Linked DNA regions of Homo sapiens: region 1 is linked to region 2. The links are chromatin loops, found by intact Hi-C in ENCODE. Cell type or tissue: heart right ventricle. All regions are shown on one strand. Links, peaks and the distances in the headings refer to the core of each region. The heading gives the core; the rest is flanking DNA.

Region 1 (7,634 bases), core at 1,562-6,561, 560 kb before region 2:
CTGTCCTATGAAGCATTAATTTAGCAACCAGGTGGATGTAAAATCTTATAGTGAACTAGCATAATGAACATAAATAAGTAATAAAAAAAATACTCAGGCGGGGCGCAGTGGCTCATGTCTGTAATCCCAGCACTTTGGGAGGCCGAGGCAGGCAGATCATGTGAAGTTAGGGGTTCGAGACCAGCCTGGCCAACATGGCAAAACTCAGTCTCCACTAAAAATACAAAATTTTAAGAATTTAAAAATTTAAATTCTTTCTAAAGAAAGGTGATGGTGGGCACCTGTAATTCCAGCTACTCAGGAGGCTGAGGCAGAAGAATTGCTTGAACCCAGGAGACGGAGGTTACAGTGAGCCGAGATCATGCCATTGCACTCCAGCCTGGGCAACAAGAGCCACACTCCATCTCAAAAACAAACAAACAAACAAACAAACAAAACTTATTCCACTAAGTACCCTCATGTAGAATTGAAGAAATTCTGCAAAACACTCAAATGCTCTTTAGAAGTTAGGAAGGAGCAAAAATATTGTAATTGAGCATACATTTTTTTCTAACTCCTCCCTATTGATTTCTTCTTATAGTCTCATATGTGTCTCTTGCCTATATTCTCTGTTATTATTTTGTATCTTGCAAAAAACCCTGTGAGTTTTCTTTGTCTGTTCTCTTCTTCACTGTCTTCACTGTTCTCACCCCTCATTTTGCACACACAAAAAAATTGTTGCAGATGCAGTTAGACTGGCAGAGGCAGGATGCAGTCTAAAAACTTGATTGACTCCATTCAGATAAGGCTGCTGAGAGTTACCAAACAAACCTAGATTCCTAGGAAAAGTAAAGAGAGAGGAGTGGAAACAGATTGGACTACATTTTTTCTTAGACTCAAAGCCCATAAGCTCTTGCCCCCTATCATGTCTGTGTTAAGTGGCAGGGCTAGCTACCAGGGAGTTAAGGCCAGGAACAGAACTACTGATATGTCAGACAGTTCTGGATGACTGTATTTTGCTGAATTATGAAGTAGCAACTGCTGGAAATAATAATAGGCCTTAAAATAGCAAAAATTCCTGAAAGACTATATCAGGGAGTGACCAATTTCTATCATGTGTTGATGTCAATTTAGAACATGGATGTTCCCTAGAGAAAAAAGGAAATGAGATTCCAGACCTGCTTTTTTTTAAGTGATTTAAACTACGTACAAAATCCCTGCCAGGCTCAGTTATAGAACATACGGGAAATGTCAAGAGGCCAAATGACAGGAAAAGCATTCTGTATAATCGGGCTCCTCTCTACATTTAATGTGGGAATATGAAAATCCTCAATAGCATGGCAGTCCTGGATGTACTGGAAACCATAAAATCCCTCAGCTACAGGGTTAAGAAATAGTTTCTATAAATTAAATCCCAAGAATAAGCTGCAGAAATCTCCTAAAGAGAAAGTACAGGCAGTTAATACCCTGTAAGGTAGAATTGAAATGGTATTTTATTAGAAATCTAAGATCATGAATGCCTGAATATTGTCCTACCACCAGCCACTTCCTCTCAGTCCTATCTCCATCTTCACTTCACCTGAGATCTCTCCAGAAGATATATATGTGCAGTGGCTGTGGCTAAGCGAATACATGTTCTTCATTCCTCAGAAGTAGTAGACAAAAGCCCTGAACACCTATGCTGGCCATAAGGAGATTCCTTTTCCCTAAGCTATAGACAGAATTAAGCAGCCCAAATCCACTGACAATCCCATTTTCCCCTTTGCCTATAGATTTTAGATTACAAATTGATGACCATTCACTGCAACAGGCTCATATAGGTTTTGGCTGTCAGTGTATTGTTAGACGTACTAAATTGCTTGCAAACATTAAAAATTAGCTGGTCTCTTATTTTCAAAGCCTCACTGCTTCTTTTTCTGGGGACAGAAAACAAAGATCTGCACCGCTAGAATCAACTGCCTATCGGGGAACATCTGGGCTGCTCTGACCAGAAGGCAAACATTCCAGCCTCTGTCGCTCATTTTTTCTCTTACTCCAGGTCTATTTTCTGCATTCTCATCACACTCCTGGCTTTGGGTTTGAGACATTTGACCTAAACTCTATACCTAAAAGAGTCTTAGTCTCCTATATCTAAAAACCCCAATGACAAGGAATAATGAGTACAAAGAAAAGTACCTCAAGGGAGAAAGGGGAAAGTAAAAGTTTCTTATTCAATAAAAACCATAGTTGTCCCACCCCAGGTCTTCTCAAGATATATCCCAACCTAAAACTGCAGGAAAAGGAAGGTATGATTTTTAAAAATCTACAAAAAGACAACTGAGTTTGAGGGAGAGCAAGAGAGTGAGTGAGAAATGATGAGAGAGAGGGAGTGAGACACAGATAGATAGACTAGTACATTAACACATTAGCATTATAAATGTCTTTGACCATCAACGTTAATTCTTCCCCTTGGGAATAAAGTGCAGGAGGAAAAAAGGAGATGAGAAAAGAATCTGAAGCTTCACGGAAAGGCCTTAATCTTTAAGCTTCAGCATCTCGGCACCTCACTAGCAAAGATAGCCTCCAAGATCCTGTACCTATTTTTATATTTATAATTTTGCATTCTTCTTCTCAGGGGAGGGGGAGGTTCCAAAACTTCATACTTTTCAGGCCTCAAAATGTTATATCCATCTCTTCCCATATCCCACATTTTAAATGCCTTGACCAACATAAATTTTTTTAAAAAGATACCAAGTTTGTGTGTGTGTGTGTGTGTCTGTGTGTGTGTGTGTGTGTGACTAAACTAAGACATCCCAGACAAGGAGATAATTCATTAGTTACTAAAACCATAACTCATAGAAGGAGAATGTCTCAAAATTTACTTATTTCATGGAAGATCTTCTGGGTCATAATACCAGAGAATAAGCTATTTTTAAAGATTTACAAATAACTAAACCTGTTTTATGAATAAAGTCAGATGCACTTTTATATATATATAACATGTATATATAACATATGTATATATAAGATATATAACATATATAACATATATATATAATTTTCATAACTTAATATTTTGTGTCATCTAAGATTTGTGGAGTGTAATCTTGCCCAAGGTTTCCCCTGATCCTTAGCATATGAAAACGTACAAACTGGAGTTTTACCATAACTGGGTTTCATAGGATTGTCCCCATAAATAATTGTTGAGAAGAAAATCCTGTAAGTATAAGCTAAAGTCACAGGTATTATAAGGGTTGAGTCTGTTCTATAATCTCTAATATACTCGCATTTTTTTCATCTTTAGAAGCAACACATGTTCTCACTCATATGCAGAAGCTAAAAATGTAGATTCCATAGAAGTAGACAGTAGAATAGTAGTTATCAGAGGCAGGCAAAAGTAGAGGAAAGAGAGGGATAGCCAGAGATTGGTTAACCGATGAGGAGCTCCAGCTGGATAGGAGGAATACGTGCTAATGTTTTATGGGACTATCGGGTCACTATAATCAACAATTTATTGTATATTTTCAAATACCTAGAAGAGTAGGTTTCAAGTGTTTCCAAGAAAACAAAGAAATAATAATGTTTGAGGTGATGGCTATGCTAATTACCCTGATTTGAGCTTACATATTGCATACATGTATTGAAATATCACACTGTACCCCATAAATACATAGAATCATTATATGTCCACTAAAAATAATAATAAAAGTAAAAAAATTGCTACTGAATAAAGTTATATGCATAACAGGCGGTCTAATAAGCAAAATCTTTTCAGGTATGAAAAGTGATCATGGTGGCTGACTCTTGTAGTCCCAGCACTTTAGGAAGTCGAGGAGGGTAGATTGCTTGAGACCAGGAATTCAAGACCAGCCTGGACAACACGGTGAAACTGTCTCTATAAAAATTAACCAGGCATGGTGGTACACACCTCTTGTTTCAGCTACTTGCTGGGCTAAGGCCGGAGGATCACTTGAGCCCAGGAGGTCGAGGCTGCAGTGAGCTGTGATCACACCACTGCACTCCAGCCTCGGCAACAGAGCGAGATCCTGTCTCAAACAAACAAAACATCTTGAACTAAAAATTTGGTACTATACTTAACCTTACATTTTTCTCCTAAGTCTAATAATGCGTATTTATGCCGAAAGGAATCTTTTATTCCTTAATTTGTTTTCAAAGACAAGAAAAAAGAGTATTCCTTTTATATTTTAAAAATAGAGACATGTTATATAAAAAGTAAAAGGGTAAGCTATTGAAAGGGTAAGCTATTGAAAGCTTTTAAATAAAAATGTCTAAAAAACAATGTCTAAAATATGATTTTCCAACCACTAAAATTAGACCTTTTTTTTTTTTTTTTTGAGATGAAGTCTAGCTCTGTCCCCCAGGCTAGAGTGCATGGCGTGATCTTGGCTCACTGCAACCACTGCCTCCTGGGTTCAAGCAATTCTCTGCCTCAGCCTCTCAAGTAGCTGGGATCACAGGCACCCACCAACATGCCTGGCTGATTTTTGTATTTTTAGTAGAGACAGGGTTTCACCATCTTGGCCAGGCTGGTCTTGAACTCCTGACCTCAGGTAATCCTCCTGCCTTGGCCTCCCAAAGTGCTGGGATTACAGGCATAAGCCACCGCACCTGGCCTAAAATTAGAGCTTTATATTTGACATAGCTCTGATGTGTAAGTTACTGATATTCAAATTATATCCAATGGCATATACGGAATTTTGTGCAGAAGTGTTTTGAATATTTCCAGCTTCTCAGGCTCAATCCCCTTCGTTCAGAAAACTATTGTTCTAGACTGAAATAGAAGAATTCACTTTATTTTAACATAGGAATTTAAGCTGAAGCATAGAGCAACAGGCTGGCATATAAAGGGATTCCATCTGTCATTAGGAAATTAAAATATAATTAAATAATAATATACTGGAAATTGACAATATGCTTCCTTTATATACACGTTAAGGATTTGTCAGATGGCTGACATGGATTAAAAGCAAGGACATTCTGAAACTATCAATAATTAGTCCCTGGAATTCGATCCAAAAGAAGCAATCTTAAATGCCTCACCATTATAGGCAATATTCTTATAAGATTCCATTTGCAAAATGTATTCTTTCTTTTACTTTTTTTTTAAGTTATGTTTTGGCAAGCCTGTAGATAAAGATATAGATGCCACAATTGTAAAGTGGTACATGAAATAAATACAAACTATAAATGTGTTTTATTAAAAATGATTTGTTTTTTTTGTTTTTTTTTTTGAGATGGAGTCTTGCCCTGTTGCCCAGGCTGGAGTGCAGTGGCGCATTCTTGGCTCGCTGCAACCTCCATCTCCTGGGTTCAAGCAATTCTCCTACCTCAACCTCCTGAGTAGTAGGGATTACAGGTGCCCGCCACCACGCCCAGCTAATTTTTGCATTTTTAGTATAGACAGGGTTTCACCATGTTGGCCAGGTTGGTCTCAAACTCCTGACCTCAGGCGATCTGCCCAACTCGGCCTCCCAAAGTGCTGGGATTTCTGGGCTGAGCCACCACAACTGGCTGAAATGTTTCTTGCCAGATACATCAGATAATATATTGTTAATAGTAAAACTAGACCTATTTAGATATACTTAGATTTTTACTATCTTTAGCAGCCAAAATCTTCAGGTTTATAAGCTCATCACCAAATACAAAGTTGTATTTTGCAGCAATTAAGCAAAAAGTTTTAGCACATAAAAATAGTTAATTTCCATACGGGATATTTGGTTTTGTGCAGTCTGCTTTCTCTCTCTTTTGCTTGCTCTCTCTTTCTCTCTCTCTCTCACACACACACAATCCCAGTTCTTCTTATCACTATTGGTCTTTTGAGTCTTTTCAATTAGACATATAAGTATAGTAAGATATGTGTAATAAGAAAGAGGAGCTATTGAAGATCAATGAAAAATTGTGCCTGTGTGTGTGTGTGTGTGTGTGTGTGTGTGTGTGTGTGTGTGCGGTGTTTTCTTCCTCCTAATAATAATGTATTAAGGTTAATACTTTATTATTATATTTTTCTTGGTTGTTGCTATTCCATTTTGTTTTGCTTTTGCTTACATAGGAAGAAAGCTCTTTCTTTGACACCAAGATTTGTTTCTTAGAAAACTATCTTCAATTGTCATAACTGGATTTAATAGTATGAATACTTTCAAAACTTTTAAAAGGGACTTTCTAAAAAGTCTAGTGTTCTAAAGAAAGGGCAAGAACTCGGGCTTCAGATAGATCAGGAATTTGTCTTTGTCCAATTGTCTTAAAGAAGCTATTTTTTTCCATCTTCTTTTTTATTTTGTGAGATAATGAAATATTTAAATAACTGATACTTGGCAGAAACACTTATTCCCACAGTATTTCTTGCCAAAATGAAAGAAGAAAGATCCAAATATCAAACAAGGGATGCTGTATTTGTGAGATTATAAGCCTGATTTTGTACATGACCTCCCCCTTAAAATAAAATAAAATAAAATAAAATAAAATAAAATAAAATAAAATAAAGCAAAATAAAGCAAGGCAAAGCAAAACAAAATGATTAAAGCAGTGGAAATCTAGAAAGCTATTTGTGAAGTGATATAACCATCCTCAGTTGATGACAAAAATTAAAAATCCAAAAATATATAGCAAGAAACAATCTTGCTCTGACCATAAATGGATCAGATAACGAAATCCTCTTTCCAGTTTCAATATCTGTTCAATTTTTAAAAGGAACATAAAAGTTAGGACAACATGACCCATAACTTGTGATTATCCAAATAAAATTAAATGCCTTTAAAAAGTTTTCTACTAGGGTGGGGTGGGGGGGAACTAGGTCAAAAATAACGTGTATTCACTGGGCTTCATTTTATGAAAGGAAATGCTCTTCTGAGAAAATAAGTAATTCCATTCCATGCAGGTTTCATTTTTGTAAACATCAAATTGGCAAATATGCATTTGCTTTCTTCCCTAAGATTTGCCTTACAAAATGTTAAGGAAGAACTGACTTTACTAAGACTCCTCCATTTAATTATTGCATCCAAAATTTATTAAAGACAGAAAACAAAAACATTTGTAAGCCATGGGGACTGGTGGTAATTCAGGTACAGTGAAACCAGGAGGATCTGCTGATTCCAGATGGAGTGGATATATTCCCATGGCACCTATTACTTGCCAAATGTTTCGTAAAGCAAACACATGACCTAAAAGGTTTTGCAAGTGTGGGGTCTTCAACAAAAAAAAAAAGAAAAAAAAGAAAAAAGAAAAAAAAAGTATACACTTGCAAAAAAAAAAAAAATTCTGTTCTTATTTAAAAGTCATTTCTTAATTCCTAACCATAAGTTGTTTTTAAAAACACACACACTTTTAATATTTTTCAGCTGTCATGCCCACTTTAGTGAGTCTACATGTGTGGGTACTCCGTAAAATCTCACTGGTGGTGGCAGATGTCCCCTTTGAAATATTTCATCTGCTGCTGGGGGTGGGAAGGGGGTGTCACTTTGGTGCCATGAACGCCATTCCTTCTGAAGGCTCCAATTTAGGACAGTCTCTCTAGAGCAAAAGCAGTATTTCCTGATGTCACTCAAACCAGTGGTACAAAAAGCAAAGAAACATATGACTATGTCAAGATGAAAAAGGAATTTTAAATAATAACATATTTATGAAGCCTTTTACAACCACAAAAGAACTGCTGTAAAAAA
Region 2 (7,634 bases), core at 1,104-6,103:
GGCCGAACACCGCCCCCCCCCGCGACGCGCTCCTCCGCCTGTGCAGCGGGGCCCTTCCTGGAGATCAAATGCAGGGACCGAAGCTGGCGGCGGGGGTTGGGGCGGGGTGTGTGGGGGGGGGAGTGGCAGAGCGCGCGGAAAATTGGGGACAACAACCAGACCTGTTTAGCATCAATAAATTAAGATGCTCATTTGGGTCCTGAAGTTTGCTGGTTCCTGTCAGTGGAGACGTTGGCAAAAGCCCTGAAGCCGAGATTCAGCCTTTACTTCAAAAAAATAAAATAAAATCAACCCCTCAGCTGGCCGCCCTGCTGGGGCCAGGTGACGTGCGAGATTCCACAGCCTGCGGGTCTCGCAGCAGGGATGTTAGGGACGGTCTGAGCTTCTCTGGTCCTGTTTTGGTTTTGTTTGAAAGGGCTTCTCAGAGAGATGCTCCTGATTTTTTTTTTTTTTAATAGACTTTCCCCTCCTATCCTAGGCTCAACTCCGAATGGATTGGATTGCGAGTCTGCACGTGAGAAAACCGTTTGGCTTGGCTTGGACCCCTGCCGCCCCCCACCTCCTCCACACACACCCAGTCCAGGGGTCCCCTTTATCACCCTTTGCTTGCAACTCCAAAAGAAGTTGCCCACCTCCTGAGTCACAACACAAGGTCGAATAATTCCTCTAGATGAAAGATCAGTTTCATTTCAAAACGAGAATAGGTTCCTTTTTTTATTTTCTCCACATGGTACAAAATAAACAGAATTTGCTTTAAAAAAAATCATTAGCTGTGGCCAAATTCGAATTCCTTCTACAGCCTGTGTGTTCAAGGGCAGAAACATTGTATCTCTTCGGGCATCTGGGCCGCCAAGCTGAGCGGGGGGAGGGGGGAGCGGCTGTGAAAGTTGAGGAAATTGACAGACTGAGAGGTGAATGGGGGGACAGGCACCAGGTCCTGGCTGGAGGGAATTGGAAAACAAAAGTGCATCCTTCTCACCCTGCCTGGGTGGAGGGAATCCTGAGGGAGGTAGTTTGTTTTGCCCATGGAAACCCCAAAGAATTATTTTTCCCCCTTCAATGTTGATTGCAATATTATTTCACATTTCCGTGTATCTGTTGTTTTAATCTCTTTCGTCTGCGCTAATCTCGAAGTGGATTATTAATGGGGAAGACAGAGAAGGAGAGATTCATTTGCAGGACTTATTTTGCTGTGTGAGGAGCCGAAAGCCAGCAGCCCCCAGTCCTCTCTCGACTTTTCTCTGCGTCCTGTGCTCCTGCATCCTCCTGATCCCACGATCCCCATTGTCCCCGAACTGGCCCTCGGACTGAGGGAGTGTTCGGAACAAATTTATATTCCGGCTTCCTCCCGACCCCATCACCTCTGCCACGTTGGGAACTCTCTCGGCCAAATGCCTGGGGAGGGGCGTGCCAGTCAGGAACCAGGGGCAAGGCAACCTAGCCGCAGCGCTCACCCCTCGCGGAGACCCTTCCCGTGCCACCATCCAAATATCTACCTTCATGGGAACCTGGAAGACTGCTTTTTCACCCCAAATCAAATACTGGCTAGTCGGAACTCCCAGTGATAAATGTTGGGGACTGCCTCCTGCCACTTGAGCAATTCCTGAGTCCAGGGTAATCAGATGATTAGGTGTTTTTAATGGAAATACTTAGGGTTTTTTTTTTTTTTTTTAAGTCAGATCCTAAGTAACCTGACATTTAATATACATAATAAAGACAAGTGTTTTGTTAGCTATTCGATTGGATCCTTTGACCTGAGGTTATGCTTGTGTGTGTGTCTGGTCTGTAAGCCTCCAATGGCTACCTGGGTGCCTGAAGAGGAGTCTTGCCTGTAATAACTCTATGCAAAGGGCTCCTTCTTCCTTAGGAGTGGTGGAAGGGTGGCTGTAAAGCAAACGTCTAGAGAAAGCTGGATTCCAATCTTTTAAATTAAAAAAGAGGAAAAAAAGGAAGAGGAAGAAAAATGGACATGAACAGTGGTGCTAAATCTCAGAAGAGGAACTTGATAAGTCACACATATATTTAGTATAGATATATAATAATGAAAGAAATGTAAAATATAAAATTAAGAATGTGCCTGACCCATGTTGAAAATCTTTGATTTTATTTATTAATAATTTTTAAGCTGAAGATCCTGAATGCCTTTCTTCTATAGACACTTTATCTGTGATGGGGTGGGGGGAGAGAGTTAATTTATCCAGCAGCTATTTTCATTATAATAAATACTTAAATTAGGAAAGAGGTGAGTAACCAACTGTGAAAATCTACTTTCTTGCATCCTAGAACAAGATCTAGCTGTGGTCGTGCTAGGTAGCTATTAACCACCCCCACCCCACTCCCCCGCCCCGCAAAAAAAAATACAAAATACAAAGACGTATACCTCTGGGAGTGTGGATGTGGCAACCCATGTGGTGGCTTGTCCCTCCTTTGAGTGCAATTGCCAGTGACTCTTGCATTCAAAGTCTTGCTTTAGGCACACATTCAAAGCACAGTTCAAAGCAGTTTATCTTAATATAGTGTTGGATCAGGGTATTATTTGTTTCAGATTTCATCAGACTGGAAACAGGAGGGTGTAACATATTTAACAATATTAAAGCTTAAAAATTGGTGTGAGGCAGCTCTCTGGTCCTCTTAACACCTCCACCTTTACCTTTCCGAAGAATCCTAAATGCTGTGAGGCTAGAAGTTTATTTGTGCTCTGAGGTTCTCAAGCACTTTCACTCTTTAGGAAAAAAAAAAAAGTCTCACAGTTATTTAAGAAATTGAGCCTGAACCATCCGAGGATAGGAGATTTCTTCCTTTTCCGATAAATGCCTGTGCTCAGCATCCTCAAATTTGGCTGTCTTTATTTACTTCTATATTAGTTCCAATTATGTGCAGTGTAAACCAGCTTTTTGATTAACAAAACAGCAGAGCATTGGTTAAGAACACTTAAACTTCAAAAAAATTCCCCTGGGAAGTGGGCTCTGAATTGGTTAATAATGTGCAGTACTTGCTAAATTGCTGACTTCCAGATGTGGAAAATATCTTTCTTGTTTAGGACCTATGTAACCTGATTGGATTACGACAGAAGCGTCACGTTGGAAGCTTTTGAGTGATTATTTAATTAACCATACAGTAGAAAGCTGTATTCTCCAGGAAATCCCTTCCATATTTGCATAACCAATCCCTTCAGAGCAAAGGTGGAGTCTTTTCTTTTTAATCTTACTTTAATTGTAATATCAAAAAATATATACTCCAAAACTTAGACCCCATGCCGTTTAATATCATGCTCTCCCTTCCCTGCTAAGTTTCTCTATGGCCTTTCTCGTTTCTCCTCCTGCCTCCCTACACACTCTCCCTTACTTTGTAGTGAGGTCTCCCCGAGGTGTAGAGAGATTCAGAGATCGGCCAACCGAGTGTTCTATTTTAATTTACTTAGAGACCCTTTATTAAAATGCCAAACTACTTTTTAATATTGGGATCCAGTCCAGAAATTCATCATGCACACACCCTAATACACATGCCCTAAGATGCAGCTCCCATGCAGCATTTTTTTTTCTGGCTCTGGTACCTAAAAAGAAAAAAATAACAATAAGAGAAAGGGCAGAGAACTTTGTTCCAGAAGCTGTACTGAGATACCTACACAATTTGATGTGCATCTCAAATCTGGTCATTAGAGATATCTGTATAAGAAGAGACTATCTGGATTGAGGACCCGGGATCTTTCCCTTTAACTTTCGCCCCTTGGAGTTCTCCAGTTCTGTGAATGGTGTGCACCGTTTTCCGCCCTGTACTCTGTAGGATTTAGTGATGAGGATAATGATGCCAAAGGCTTGACGGGCGGGGAGGGGGGGGTGGAGGGGGGGAGAAGGGAGGGAGGGGGGAGGGAGGCGAAGGCGAAAGGGAGGGAGAGGAGGAAGGGAGGGAGGTGGAATTTCATTTCTTCCACTAAAGCGTTTGCGGAGACTTCAAGGTATAATCTATCCCAGATCCTTTCCCAGAGAGAAACTTGGCGATCACGTTTTCACATGATGCTCACGCTCAGGGCGCTTCAATTATCCCTCCCCACAAAGATAGGTGGCGCGTGTTTCAGGGTCTCTCGTCTCTCTCCTACAGAAAAGAAAAAGAAAAAAATGTCATTAGAAGAGGCGTAACACGTCAGTCCGTCCCCAGGTTTGTGTTTCCTGGAGTGGCCGAAAGAGATCAGTTCTAACCTGCTCTGCAGGAATAACGGTCCTGCCTCCCGACACTCTTGGCGAGGTTTTTGTACAGTTTGCTCCGGGAGCTGTTTCTTCGCTTCCACCTTTTTCTCCCCCACACTTCGCGGCTTCTTCATGCTTTTTCTTCTCACCATTTCTGGCCAAAACTACAAACAAGACTTCGCAGGTAGGTTTTTTTTCCTCCCCTTTTCTCTCTTTTTATCCCTTTTTGGTGTGCTCGTCCTCCATCCTCCTTTTCTAATTTTCTCATTTTGAGTGGGGATGTGAGTCTGAAGTGAGAAGGGGTGTCCGTGGGTAGGAATTTCAGGTGGGTTTAGCTCCTTTATGGCAAGCTTTTCTCAAGAGTGGCTTCTTCGCTTTCTCTTACACTCACACTCTCTCTCCTTGCTTTTCTCTCCTTTTTCCCTCCCCCAAATAATTTCCCCTGTACCTGTTCATTCAGGTAACCAAAGGTGTCCTTTGCTATCCAGCCCAGGAAAAGTTTTATTGAGAATTATATGGCTGGAATAAAAACTCATCAAGGGGAGAGGTCCTGCTCTATTTTCGCATCTAGTTCCAATTCATTATATTCAGCAATTAGGACTTGGCAAATACCTGTTAATAATTACAAAACTTGGTCAGTTACAGACCTACAAATTCGGGGGCAAGTCTTTCTCTTAGACATGGCAGTTCATCCTCTCCCACCGAGAAGGCTGTTTTCTAAGCAGAAAGTTGTCTGTTTTTGTCTGCTTAGCGAGTTTCATTTCTTTATTTCATTCTTTGTGTGTGTATGTGTGTGAAGTAACACCTCACTTCTGTGATTATAAATAAAGAAGTGAAAGTCCTCATGGAACTTGAGTCGTTTACCAAAGTGGAGGGGGGGGCACTACAGCTGGGAAGAAAACTGCTGTCAGGATATCAGGGTTTTAAATTAGGATAACTTTTAAAATTGTATTTTTAGTGGCAAAGTAATATAGACATGGATTTAATAGAAGACACATACACACATATATCCCATTCCATACTTTGGCACTGAAAAGTCGAGAGAGAGATAGCAGGAGTTCCCAGGAACAGTGATGAGCCCGGCTAACATGAATGTGTTTATCTCCCACCTACTGATATATTTTACATGCTCCCCCTGTAATGATGAAGGCAAGATTACTAACTCCAGACTTAGGAGTAACAGGCAAAGATAAAGTTTACAGCACAAATGCCCTGTCTCTCTCTCTCACACACACACATGCCCATAAAACTAGCAACTTACTTTATTAAACATGTATTTATATGCAGTCGTGTGTCTCAGGATGAATATAGACAGGCCAGCTGTTTCATCCCAGACACTTGTGTGACCATTTCTTTATTTCAGGATTTCCCCTAACAATTTCAAATCAATAGGACAAGGAAAGAAATGATAAAATATGTCAAACTTAAAAGTCTCCTACTATGTATGCCTAGGTAAATTTAAGGTGCTTTCTAAAATATCCACTTCCCCTTCTCTCTGCCCCCCTCCCTTCACCCCTCTCAGCAAATGTGTGGAAACTGATACTCACTTTCCAGGTTTTCTGCAAAGCTTCTAGCACAGGAGACAATAGGTGTGGGGCGTGGGGACTGAGTGTGCCCGGCAGAGAAAGGGTTAATGGCCCTTGTGTTACAGTTTGCATCTGTTACATCTTTTATAGCCCCCTGTTTAAACTAATCCTCGAGGCACAGCATCTTCCCAACCTCCACCGAGTTTTCAGGATTCTCCTCCTCTCCTGCCTGCCTCCGAGGTCCCCCTTCTCCAAGTTTTGACAGTTTCAACTGAAAAAATGCAGCGCCTCTCTCGATTTTTAGGTACAAAAGTTTCGAAGCCAGAAAGGATACGATCATTTAGTAGAGCTTAAAAGTATTGCCGTAGTGGTTGGACTTTCTCTTTCCTTTCTTAAGGGAAAAAAAAAATTCTACTGGAACTATTTAAGGGAACCAGTGTGGGGGAGCATGTGTGTGAGTGAGGTGGGGGGAAATACTTAAGTAAATATTGTCAAAGTGGCGAGGGGGGGTGGGGTAAAGGACAGTGTCCAAAGAGGCTTATAATTATATTTATCATTGCGGCGTAAAACGGGAAATCTTAATTTGGGGGCGAGGGTGGGGGGAGGAAGAGACAGTGCCTCGATAAACTCCAAAAGGGGAGGGGAGGGGGCGCTGGGCGAGTGGGCTTCCTATAATTACTATTATCAATTTGCCCGAGTGTGCTTCATCCAGGGGCTGTTTCGCGTTGTTTGTTTGTTTGTTTCCTCTGGGAATTGGGGGGTGGGGGGATGAGAAAAGATGAGAACGAAAAGAAAACCTCGCCTCACCCCAAGTTCCCGAGCCGGGGGCTGAGGACTTTTCGAAGGAAAGGGTCCGCCTAGCCCTGAGTCAAGCGGTCTTACTGTACCGCCGTGTGCATTCCCTCATACGGTCAGGAGTTATGACTCATTTTGAAGATGTAATTCTTGTCTCTCTGATCCCCTCGCGGGTGCAACACACCAAACAGTAACAAACACAAAGCGCCTCGGGGCCAAGGCTGGGGGTGGGGGGCGGGGAGGGGGCCGCCGAAGTTTCGCTTTGGCGTTGGGGGGCGCGGATGGGTGCTCGCCGGGGCCCTGGCCCGGCTCCCCTGGGCGGCCCGCGCGCGTTTCAATGGGCGCGGGCGATGCCCACATTGTCGCTGTGTTTGGTTGCTAGATCGAGCCTGCGTGCTGCCGAAGCAGGGCGCCGAGTCCATGCGAACTGCCATCTGATCCGCTCTTATCAATGAAGCAGCCGATCATGGCGGATGGCCCCCGGTGCAAGAGGCGCAAACAAGCCAATCCCAGGAGGAAAAACGGTAAGAAGCAGCCCGAACCAAACTTTTCCGGGCCACTACGCGGCTCGAGACCCAGGGAGAAGGAGGGGGAAAGGGAAAAGGAACCGAGGCGGCGGCGGCGGCGGCGCCCAGGGCTCTAGGGCGAGCCTCCCTCCGCGGCCGGCGCCGGAGCCCGGCGCGCGCGGCGGCTGGACCGGGGGGTGTTGGGGAAGTGCCGGGCAAAGTGAGCGTCAGGCACCCGGGGGTCCGAGCGCGGGGGTCCGGCCGGGGCCCCGCGCCCCCAGCCCCGCTGCCCCCCTCGAGCCCCTGCCTCCGCCCTCCCTCCGCCTCCGCCTCCCGCTCCGCTCGCGCCCGGCCCGCCGGGTCTCCGGCCGGGCTTCGGGAGCGTCCGCCTGGGGCAGGGCGGGGGCCCAGGCGCTGGATCGCGCAGGATCCCGGGGCGGGGGCGGGGGTGGCAGAGAGACTGCGAAGGCAGGAGAGGGGAACCGGGTCTGCGCCTCAGCGAGGCTTAAAGTTTCTTGCCGGAGTCGCCCGGCCGCTTCTCGGTGCGCCAAGTAACGGTCCGCGGGCAGCGGGGCCCGGCCCATCGCGCCCAGACCCCGGGGTGGGAGGGAGTCGGCCGGCCC

What was found. Hi-C counts contacts between places; a loop is a spot of excess contacts. Peaks named below come from ENCODE experiments on the same cell type or tissue, not always from the same donor. Only the 100,000 strongest peaks of a DNase experiment are listed, where the experiment ranks them.
Region 1: a loop joins it to region 2, with 6 times the contacts of the local background. A loop is called at or near these places in 3 of 110 quality-filtered maps.

What each region holds. Positions count from the first base shown.
Region 1 is chr2:145,079,264-145,086,897 of GRCh38, reverse strand. The region is part of intron 3 of LOC100505498 (a long non-coding RNA gene); the gene reads right to left. Among named protein-coding and RNA genes, the nearest start is that of LINC01966, 200 kb to the right of the region's middle. In heart right ventricle, for the core only: no CTCF peak of the experiment used is centred there; no DNase peak of the experiment used is centred there; H3K27ac peaks cover 1,799 bases.
Region 2 is chr2:144,516,673-144,524,306 of GRCh38, reverse strand. ZEB2 (zinc finger E-box binding homeobox 2) reads left to right here and starts at 4,188. Exons shown (of 10, transcript NM_014795.4): 1 at 4,188-4,368; 2 at 6,888-7,029. The coding sequence starts at 6,957. ZEB2-AS1 (ZEB2 antisense RNA 1) reads right to left here and starts at 4,693. Exons shown (of 4, transcript NR_040248.2): 1 at 4,633-4,693; 2 at 4,197-4,348; 3 at 4,022-4,092; 4 at 3,408-3,553. It overlaps LINC01412 (long intergenic non-protein coding RNA 1412), which reads right to left and starts at 2,439. Exons shown (of 3, transcript NR_110570.1): 1 at 2,381-2,439. It overlaps LINC02993 (long intergenic non-protein coding RNA 2993), which reads left to right. Exons shown (of 2, transcript NR_136320.1): 2 at 479-763. RefSeq lists an enhancer at 6,458-6,959. In heart right ventricle, for the core only: a CTCF peak has its summit at 4,063; DNase peaks (open chromatin) are centred at 4,056 and 5,816; H3K4me3 peaks cover 4,858 bases; H3K27ac peaks cover 5,000 bases.